Linked DNA regions of Homo sapiens: region 1 is linked to region 2. Evidence: read pairs that join two places in POLR2A ChIA-PET (ENCODE). Cell type or tissue: Caco-2. All regions are shown on one strand. Links, peaks and the distances in the headings refer to the core of each region. The heading gives the core; the rest is flanking DNA. Region 1 holds the start of IL9 (interleukin 9). Region 2 overlaps TGFBI (transforming growth factor beta induced).

Region 1 (4,390 bases), core at 273-4,272, 160 kb before region 2:
CATACAATGTTAAACAAATAATCACAACTGATACTGATTTAGAGTAGCTTACTTGATTTTTAAATTGTAGCAACTTAAAGAGAAAGCTTTTTAAATTTAATAAATAGGATAAATAATATTTCATCTTCATATCTTGCCTCTCATCCCTCTCATCTTTTCTTTCTGGAAAATTTCCAGAAGACTCTTCAGAAATGTCAGCGCGTTGCCTGCCGTGGTTTGGTTGCATGGCTGTTCACAGGAAAAATACTGTGGGGATGAAAGTTGATAAGGACAGAGTGACTCAAATGATGTAGAGCCAAGCAGCCCCAGAAGCCTACCTGCCAAGAGCCAGAGTCGGTGGTGAGGATTGTGGGGATGGGAAGGGAAGTGGCTTGAGACACAGAGCAAATAGGTGGGCAGGTCCAGGCTAGCTCATGTGGTGTAAAGACAGCATAGGTGGTTGACCTCAAATTGGATTTCAGGGGTCTTTACACACACACACACACACACACACACACACACACACACACACACACCCCTATTAAGTGGCCCTAAATCTCTGCATTAGAGAAAGCCTTTTCTGGGGACTCTTTGAGGCCTAAAATTGTATCATTATCCTTTTAGGTTGTCTTTCCAAGGTCATTTGACAGTACAATGGCTAAGAGTGGGGCTCTGAGGTCATATAGGCCTGAGTTCAAATCTCAGCTCTGCCACTTATCAAATATGCAGCCTTAGGCAAATTAGTTAACCTCACTGAGAGTAATAAATTGAATAATTGTCCCTAAGGTATGTATTTATTCAGTGAGACAGCATATATTAAGCACTTAGAACTAGATGCCATTGATGGTAGAAACGCATGCAGCTAAACAGCTGAGCTCAGGGCTTTCAGCCTTCTAGGATCTTGTGTGGAGATGCTAATACCCAAAAAACAGAGGGAGGTCACCTCTACCCAACTTGCCATCCCAGTCTGCTGTCAGGGACTAGGGTATATGCTGAAGAAAAGAATGTGTGGATGGGCATTCAGGATGAGTAGCAAGCTTCCACCTTGACCTGGGTGCATTGCCCTTTAAATACCTCCTTAATGCAGGCCAGGCATGGTGGCTCACACCTGTCATCCCAGCACTTTGGGAGGTCAAGGCGGGCAAATCACTTGAGTTCAGGAGTTGGAGAGCAACCTGGCCAACATGGTGAAACCCCATCTCTATTAAAAATACAAAAATTAGCCAGGCATGGTGGCACGCACCTGTAATGCCAGCTACTCGGGAGGCTGAGGCAGGATAATCACTTGAACCCGGGAGGCAGAGGCTGCAGTGAGCTCAGATGGCACCACTGCACTCCAGCCTGGGCAACAGAGCAAGACTCTGTCTCCAAAACAAAACAAAACCTCCTTAACCAACAGGAAAAAAAAATCCCTGTTAACAACATCCATTCAGTTAGTACATTGAATCTCTAGGATAATTTAGTATTATGTGAGCTACATCCCTGATTCTCTAGATTGTAGCTTCTAATTACACTCAGAAAGGATTCTTTCATTATTCCATAGTAGAGAGAAGTAAATGGCCTCGTCAGGAACAATGATCTATCTCACTTTAATTCTATTGTTTCAGTGGATCTCACTTTAATTATATTACTTCTGATTAAAATTCTTAGATGTCTTTTATCAACCTTGAACTACCAATTCCAACTTTATCATCCTTTTGTGTTCAAACAGGGTTGGCATCACCATTCACATAGAAATCACCAACAGGAACATATCACATATGAAAACAAACTTACTGGACACTTGTTGTTCTTTAGTACTTCAACTGATTTTTTCACCCGACTGAAAATCAGTGGGTATCTTGTTTGCATGGTGGTATTGGTCATCTGAGACAGTCTCTCACTGAAGCATGGTCTGGTGCAGTTGTCCTGGTAAATAGTAAGGATTTATTCAAAGAAATATTCTGAGGACAGCTTTGGAAATATATCACAAAGAGCAATATAATAGAGATGATTTTTATTTAATCACCATTACTCAAACTTGCATTATTTTTAGACAGGTCCCTTGCCAATGTAGGAAGTGATCTCCCGTATTTAAAGGGGATGCCATTTTTCCACAGTGACATCCCCTGGAGGAGACTTCCTGTATGTTACATCCAGGAAACATGAGGGCTCTGGGCCCTGAAATAGTCGGCTCTGAATGTTCTTTTCAACGGGTGCTTCCCGGCTTCAAGGCTTGTAAGTCTGAAAGTGCAGAGTGAGGAAAAGCCTTTTCACACCAGCTAATGGGATGTGACAATTGAATGCAGCTGGTATTTCAGCAGCAGCTAAAAACATGGACGGTACTCCAAGGGACAGGGGCTGTGCTGTCTGCCTGGTTCCTGCCCAGAAGGCACTCTATCCTCTTCTCATCTAATGGATGGACCGCGATGGGTGCGATGTCTTACCCTAGCCAGGGCAAGAAGCTCAGATTCTTCAGATTCTCCCAGGCCTTGCATGAGAAAGAATAAAGCACTGCACCTTGGAGAAGTGCCTCCTCCTCACCCTAACCAGGAGTTTGAATTAGGAATCAGAACTTTCCTGCCACCCATCCTTCCTGCCGTAGTGGGCAGTGGCCCTCTGGAAGCCCTCCTTCCACTCACAACCTCAGATCCTCTACCTGCCCAGAGGGCAGCATTCAAACCAACAGTCACTCTAATCAGCTAGACAGACAACAGGGTGGTGGGGAGGAAGGGAGGAGGCAGGGAGGGGGAGGTATAGCGCATAGATCATTCATGACAGATGAAAGATAAGGAGTTGTCATTTTATTTACATTGTTTCACAACTCTAGAGTTATCAGTAAATGAGTTAGAAAGCAATATGATATGAGCTACAGCAATTATTATATCCTTAGTTCCAGTTTTATTTAATTGTGCACATGGCCACCTATCTAAAAAGATATTCAGGATTCTTTTTTTAATGTTGAAAAGTGTTCAAACTTCTCAAGAGGCATAAAGTTAATTAAATACAAAGAAATGTTCATAATATAGGATTTCAAGATCGTAGTTTTAAAAGGGAATAATTTGTAACAATGTGGTTTTAACAGGGAATACTAATCTGTAACAATTAAATTAAGCAACAATGTATAACATTAAATATTAAATAAAGCAACTTATTTTTACTTAAAAACAAACCAAAAAAATCCAAGGTCAACATTATGTTATTTCACTATACTTACAGAGGGAATGCCCAAACAGAGACAACTGGTCACCTGCAAGGGAAATTTCAGAGTGAAGATTCCAGATGTGAAAATTAAAATTAATTTGGAAAGTTCTTAAAGAGCATTCACTCACATTAGCACTGCAGTGGCACTTGGAAGCTGGATCTTCCTAAAGTAGATAGAGAGATAAGAACCTTTAGTCAGCCCCGAGTTTTTTCATCCTCATACATATTTCACTTTGTCAGTAGCTGTCTTTCCCATGGGCTCCCCCTGCAGCCTACCTGCATCTTGTTGATGAGGAAGTTGATGTCCAGGATCCCCGCCAAGGTTGGACACCCCTGGCCTGCCACGGAGCACAGGAGCAGGGCAGAGGTAAGGACCATGGCCAGAAGCATCTTGACAGCGGACTGGAGCTCGCTTGCAGACACCTTCAAATCGAGTGGTATTTAAAGCTCCCTCTCAAACACGGAAAAACCCTGACATCAAACTGATACCAAGAGCCCACTTTTTCTCTGTAAGTTGGGGCCACTTTATACTAACAAACAAAAAAATCAAACTGAGTCACTTGACAGAGATGATGCTGTGCCAGGAAATATCATTCCTCAGAAAAGATGATTTTCAAAAAGTTGAGTACTGAAATGCTGAAGGAAAAGTTAAAGATCTAAAAACCAAGAAAAAAAATTCAAAGACAGGGATTCTGGTTGTGAGAGTTAGAATACTTTCCATGAACGCCCAGGTCTGTATTTTCCCTTTTTACATTATGGGAAATGCTGATATAATATAGCCAGTCATGGGTGTTCTAACGAAGGGGGGCCTGGGGAGACAGAGCGGGTTGGGGGAGGGTGCATGATATTGCAGAACTTCACTTATCTCTGTTGGGGTTTTCCTTTAGTAATTGCAACCTCAGTCTTACTATGCTTTATTCCCAAATCTCAATGTTTTTCATACCCAGGATGAAGTTTGCCACCTAATGCAAATGCATCTTAGAAGTATCCCTTTGTGCAAGTGTCTGAAAGAAGAAATGTTCAACTATAAGCACAAGAATGCGGCAACCATGCTTGTTAAAATTGGCCTTGAGGACTCCTCAGTATCTTTGGAGATCTTATATAACACTGTATGACATCAAGTAAAAACCCAGCACTTGAAAGAGTATAGTAGCTAACATTTACTGAGAACTTACTACATACTAGTAACATTTCTTTTTTTTTTTTTTTTTTTTTTGAGACAGAGTCT
Region 2 (4,390 bases), core at 210-4,209:
GCCAAGGCGGGCAGATCACTTGAGGCTGAGAGTTCAAGACCAGCCTGGCCAACATGGTAAAACCCCGTCTCTACTAAAAATACAAAAATTAGCTGGGTGTGGTGGTGGCCACCTGTAATCCCAGCTACTCAGGAGGCTGAGGTAGGAGAATCACTTGAACCTGGGAGGCAGAAGTTGCAATAAGCCCAGATCATGCCACTGCACTCCAGCCTGGGCAACAAAGCTAGACTCTCTCAAAAGAAAAAAACAAAACAAAACAAAACAAAACAAAAAAAACTCCTTATTATAAACTGTAAGAAAAAAAAGGCCCCTACTTCGTCCCTTTTGCAAATCTGCCTTTTCCTACTCACTAACCAGCTGGTTCAGAGCAAGGACACTCTGTTTGGTGCCATCGCTGCAGACTGGAAGGAAGAGGTCCTTGCCCCACACCCAACAGTCTCCTGCTGTTACCGGCAGGTTGGCAGGCAGGCAGGCGAGAAGCAGCCAGGGCTGGTGGTGTGTCCAGTTTGAAGACTAGTTTCCAGCCCTGGCCCTGCTCACCCTCCAAGTGGCCCTGGCAGGTTCCTCTACCACATCGTGGACTTCACCTTCCTTCTCTAAGAAGCTCAATCCCCAAGGCCTCATTCCCATAGGCCTTCTCACCCTTTTTCTTTCCCTCTGGCTGAATGTGGCCAGCACGGGCTTCCAAGGCCATCAACTCGTCTGCAGCAGCCCCATGCCTTGCAGGGCCTCAGAGCTTCCTCCTGCCTATGACAGTGTGGTTTTGGTTCCCACACTTGGGATCAGATTGAAACTCGCCTCCGTGGTGAGAATATGGGACATAGAGCCTCGGTGACCTTGGTGAGCAGCAGTCCAGGCCACCTGCTCAGCCTGGGGTTGGGGGGGGCTCCTCCTCCTTGACTGGTCCTTGCATTTGCCTCCATCCAGCCTGTCTGGGCTCTCCGAGGCAATGGAGACCAGCAGGAGTCACGATGGGTCAGGAGCCCCCTTTGGGCCTCAGCCCTGCCCTGCCCCCTAAAGTAGCACTTGGATAAGCAAATAAATTATTATACTTACTATTTATGGGTGTGGTGAATGGGATGGCAAAGGCCAAGTCTTACTGATCACCAAACCTTAAGATATATCCTGGCAGCTAGTAGACCCTTGGGCTAAATGAACAGAAAACTGGACAAATAAAGTGTACACAAATAACTCAAAGCTGTCATTTGTACACTTTTCGTCTTTTCCTACTACAGTTTACATTTTTATAAAGGTGAGTAGATTTCTAAAATCCCGTGGTAGGCTCTCTTGAGTTTTTCTTGTATCCCTGAAGTTCAGCTACAAATAAGCTAATCACTAACATTTGTTGAGCATTTACTCTGTTGTCAGGCCCCGTGCCGAGTGCTTTAGGTTCAGAATTTCATGTCATCCCCACAGCAGCCCTAGGAGATGAATGCAATTCTTATGTCCACTTGACTGATAAGGAAGTTGAGGTTCAAAGAGGCTAAATGACTCTCCCAGGGTCCCACAGCTGGAAAGTGGCCACAGGGCCCCAGCTGGTTTTCTAGGGCAGCAGGCAGAAGGCGAGGAGGATCTGGGCCCTGTGGTGCCCCAGCCTCATCTGAGGGTCCTCATCTGAGAGAACAGGATCCTCACAGCATGGGCAGGCTGCAAGTGGTCCCTGAGGTTATCGTGGAGTGGACCCTGACTTGACCTGAGTCTGTTTGGACCCCAGACCTGCTGAACAACCACATCTTGAAGTCAGCTATGTGTGCTGAAGCCATCGTTGCGGGGCTGTCTGTAGAGACCCTGGAGGGCACGACACTGGAGGTGGGCTGCAGCGGGGACATGCTCACTATCAACGGGAAGGCGATCATCTCCAATAAAGACATCCTAGCCACCAACGGGGTGATCCACTACATTGATGAGCTACTCATCCCAGACTCAGGTAGGCCAGGCCTCCGGGGGCCTTGGCCCTGCCTGGCCCACCATCTCTTCTGCCATCCTTTGTGGCGGGGGAGGGGAAATTCAGAGATCTTTGGGCGACTTCCCTGCCTGGACCCAGCTCACAGCTTCTCGGCCACTGCAAATGTGTGGGTTGTGACCAGACTGATGTGTCTTGAGCTTCAGGCTTGCAAGTGCAGTGGAGAGGCAGTGGGGAGCTATTGAAGGGGTCTGGGGACAGACTCAATCACAGAGGCCTTTCAGAAGATCTGCCTGCTGTGCATGGGCAAAGAGGGCCACTTGCTGACCTCAGAGCATGTGCTTTCTCAGTAGTGCCCAAGCTGTCCCATGGTCACTGACCCAGTTAGAATGACTGAATGGACTTTGGCTTGTGTCTCATTAGGAATCCTAGCCCCATTCTAGTCTTCCAGTGAGATCTGTCCATGAGTGAAGGAATCTCACAGGAAAAAACAAAATGCTTCTATGGGTGTGGTTGCTGGCCTTATCTACACCACAGAAGCCATCACACAGACTGTCTTTCTTCCCATTGTTAGAATGTGCCCTGACCAAGCAGCCCACAGGGCCTGGGACAGAGGCTGATCTCTGCCTAACTGAGCTCACCTCTCCTCCCTCTCCTCCTGACTGGTTAGATTTTCTAGGTGACTGTTCCCCTGATGACACAAGCCCGCTGGGCCCCAGCAGTGTTTAGAGGGGTTGTTGACTCACGAGATGACATTCCTGCTGATGTGTGTCATGCCCTGGGGTGGATGAATGATAAATGAAAACAGCGCTTTTAACTTTTGAACCCACTTTCTCCTTCCTTGTAGCCAAGACACTATTTGAATTGGCTGCAGAGTCTGATGTGTCCACAGCCATTGACCTTTTCAGACAAGCCGGCCTCGGCAATCATCTCTCTGGAAGTGAGCGGTTGACCCTCCTGGCTCCCCTGAATTCTGTATTCAAAGGTAACATGGGGAAGGCATCCCTGTTAGATTGTCCCTGGAGGCAGCTTCCCCACCCCTGTCACCTCCACAACACTCTCCGATTTACAGCACCCCATGGGACATTAGAACTTCCACTCAGCTCAACCAAAAGCAGATGTGACTTCAGCAGAAACTTCAGAGGCTCTGTTGTTTCATTAGGCAGTGCAGAGAATGCCTTTGGGGAGCCGTTCCTCAGAACTCAAGACTTGACATCTGGGAGGCAGCCGTTCCTCAGAACTCAAGACTTGACATCTGGGAGAGCAGAGCATTCCCTTGCCTTTCTATTTGCAGGGTCACTTGCCAATGTATAGTCAAGAGGTCAGAGTGAGGGTACAGCTGAGCTGCAGCCCCAGGAAGGCAGAGAAGGGGGCCAAGTTGTGTGCGTGCCTGCCCTTCCCTCTTAGGGCAAAACTCCAAACACCCTTGATTATCTGGATCTTCTTTAATTCTCCATAGAAGATACCAGATGTTAAGGAATATTGGCAGCTTCACTTGGTTTCTCAATCCCTGTTTCCAAACTCAAGGAGGGATGGGCTTTTTCACTGTATTTATCTCTCATCACTCTCTTCATTGCAGGAGCACATCTCTCTGGACCTAACCATCACCCTTTCTTGTAGATGGAACCCCTCCAATTGATGCCCATACAAGGAATTTGCTTCGGAACCACATAATTAAAGACCAGCTGGCCTCTAAGTATCTGTACCATGGACAGACCCTGGAAACTCTGGGCGGCAAAAAACTGAGAGTTTTTGTTTATCGTAATGTAAGTTCTGGGTCCTAAATCATGCTCCTGGGAAGCTCCTTACTGTGGGACTTGTATTAGTGTAAAAAAAAATGTCCTCAATAAGCAGGAGTTTGCATGAGAACTGGTTGCTGACAAGGAAGGAAATAATTTCTGGAAAATATAGATAACAAAATGAGATCCTGCAGAAGGATTGGAATCTCTTTTTCTGGAGGCCTTTGAGAATAAACCACACAATTATCCAACCTGTATTGTGAAGGAATAAGTCCTTCTTGAATTCAGGAATTAACACCTGGGAGGAGGGATGGAGTTCAGACTCTTTCTGAGCTTATGAGAAGAGAAGCCCCCTAAACTAAAATACAGCCCTCCTTGGTCCAAAAGGTGCCTTCTCTCTTCTGCTGTATCTTCTTTGTTTTCAAACCCAACAGTTACCCTGGAAATCAAAAAGGAAGTACAACTCAACATAGCTCTTGCCTGGGACCAACCAGCACCATTTGGCTAAAGATGGTTATCATCTGTTAAACAAAGAAATAAATAAATGGGTTCAACGTATTTATTTCAACATTGTCAATGGACCTCATGTGTAACTGATATTCTCATTATGGGACCTCTGTGTGACTTTATTGGGGCCTCTCTAACCGTTCTTTCCTTAAGGAAGACCATTTATTGTTTTATTTCCTGGAGAAAATACATCATTTTATCCCAGCCTTAATAACCCATCCCAGTGTATACTCCTTCATCT

The links. Peaks named below come from ENCODE experiments on the same cell type or tissue, not always from the same donor. Only the 100,000 strongest peaks of a DNase experiment are listed, where the experiment ranks them.
Region 1: POLR2A ChIA-PET joins it to region 2 with 5 read pairs; 6 of 35 experiments call an interaction of 5 or more read pairs at or near these places.

The regions. Positions count from the first base shown.
Region 1 is chr5:135,892,265-135,896,654 of GRCh38, forward strand. It overlaps IL9 (interleukin 9), which reads right to left and starts at 3,577. Exons shown (of 5, transcript NM_000590.2): 1 at 3,439-3,577; 2 at 3,291-3,326; 3 at 3,176-3,208; 4 at 1,756-1,887; 5 at 1-246. The coding sequence starts at 3,552. The coding sequence ends at 127. LOC124901074 (a long non-coding RNA gene) reads left to right here. Exons shown (of 3, transcript XR_007058947.1): 2 at 178-339; 3 at 3,434-3,884. In Caco-2, for the core only: no CTCF peak of the experiment used is centred there; DNase peaks (open chromatin) are centred at 2,677 and 3,471.
Region 2 is chr5:136,051,193-136,055,582 of GRCh38, forward strand. TGFBI (transforming growth factor beta induced) reads left to right here. Exons shown (of 17, transcript NM_000358.3): 8 at 1,715-1,927; 9 at 2,751-2,888; 10 at 3,524-3,669. Among named protein-coding and RNA genes, the nearest start is that of TGFBI, 24 kb to the left of the region's middle. RefSeq lists an enhancer at 2,040-3,239. In Caco-2, for the core only: no CTCF peak of the experiment used is centred there; DNase peaks (open chromatin) are centred at 2,050 and 2,599.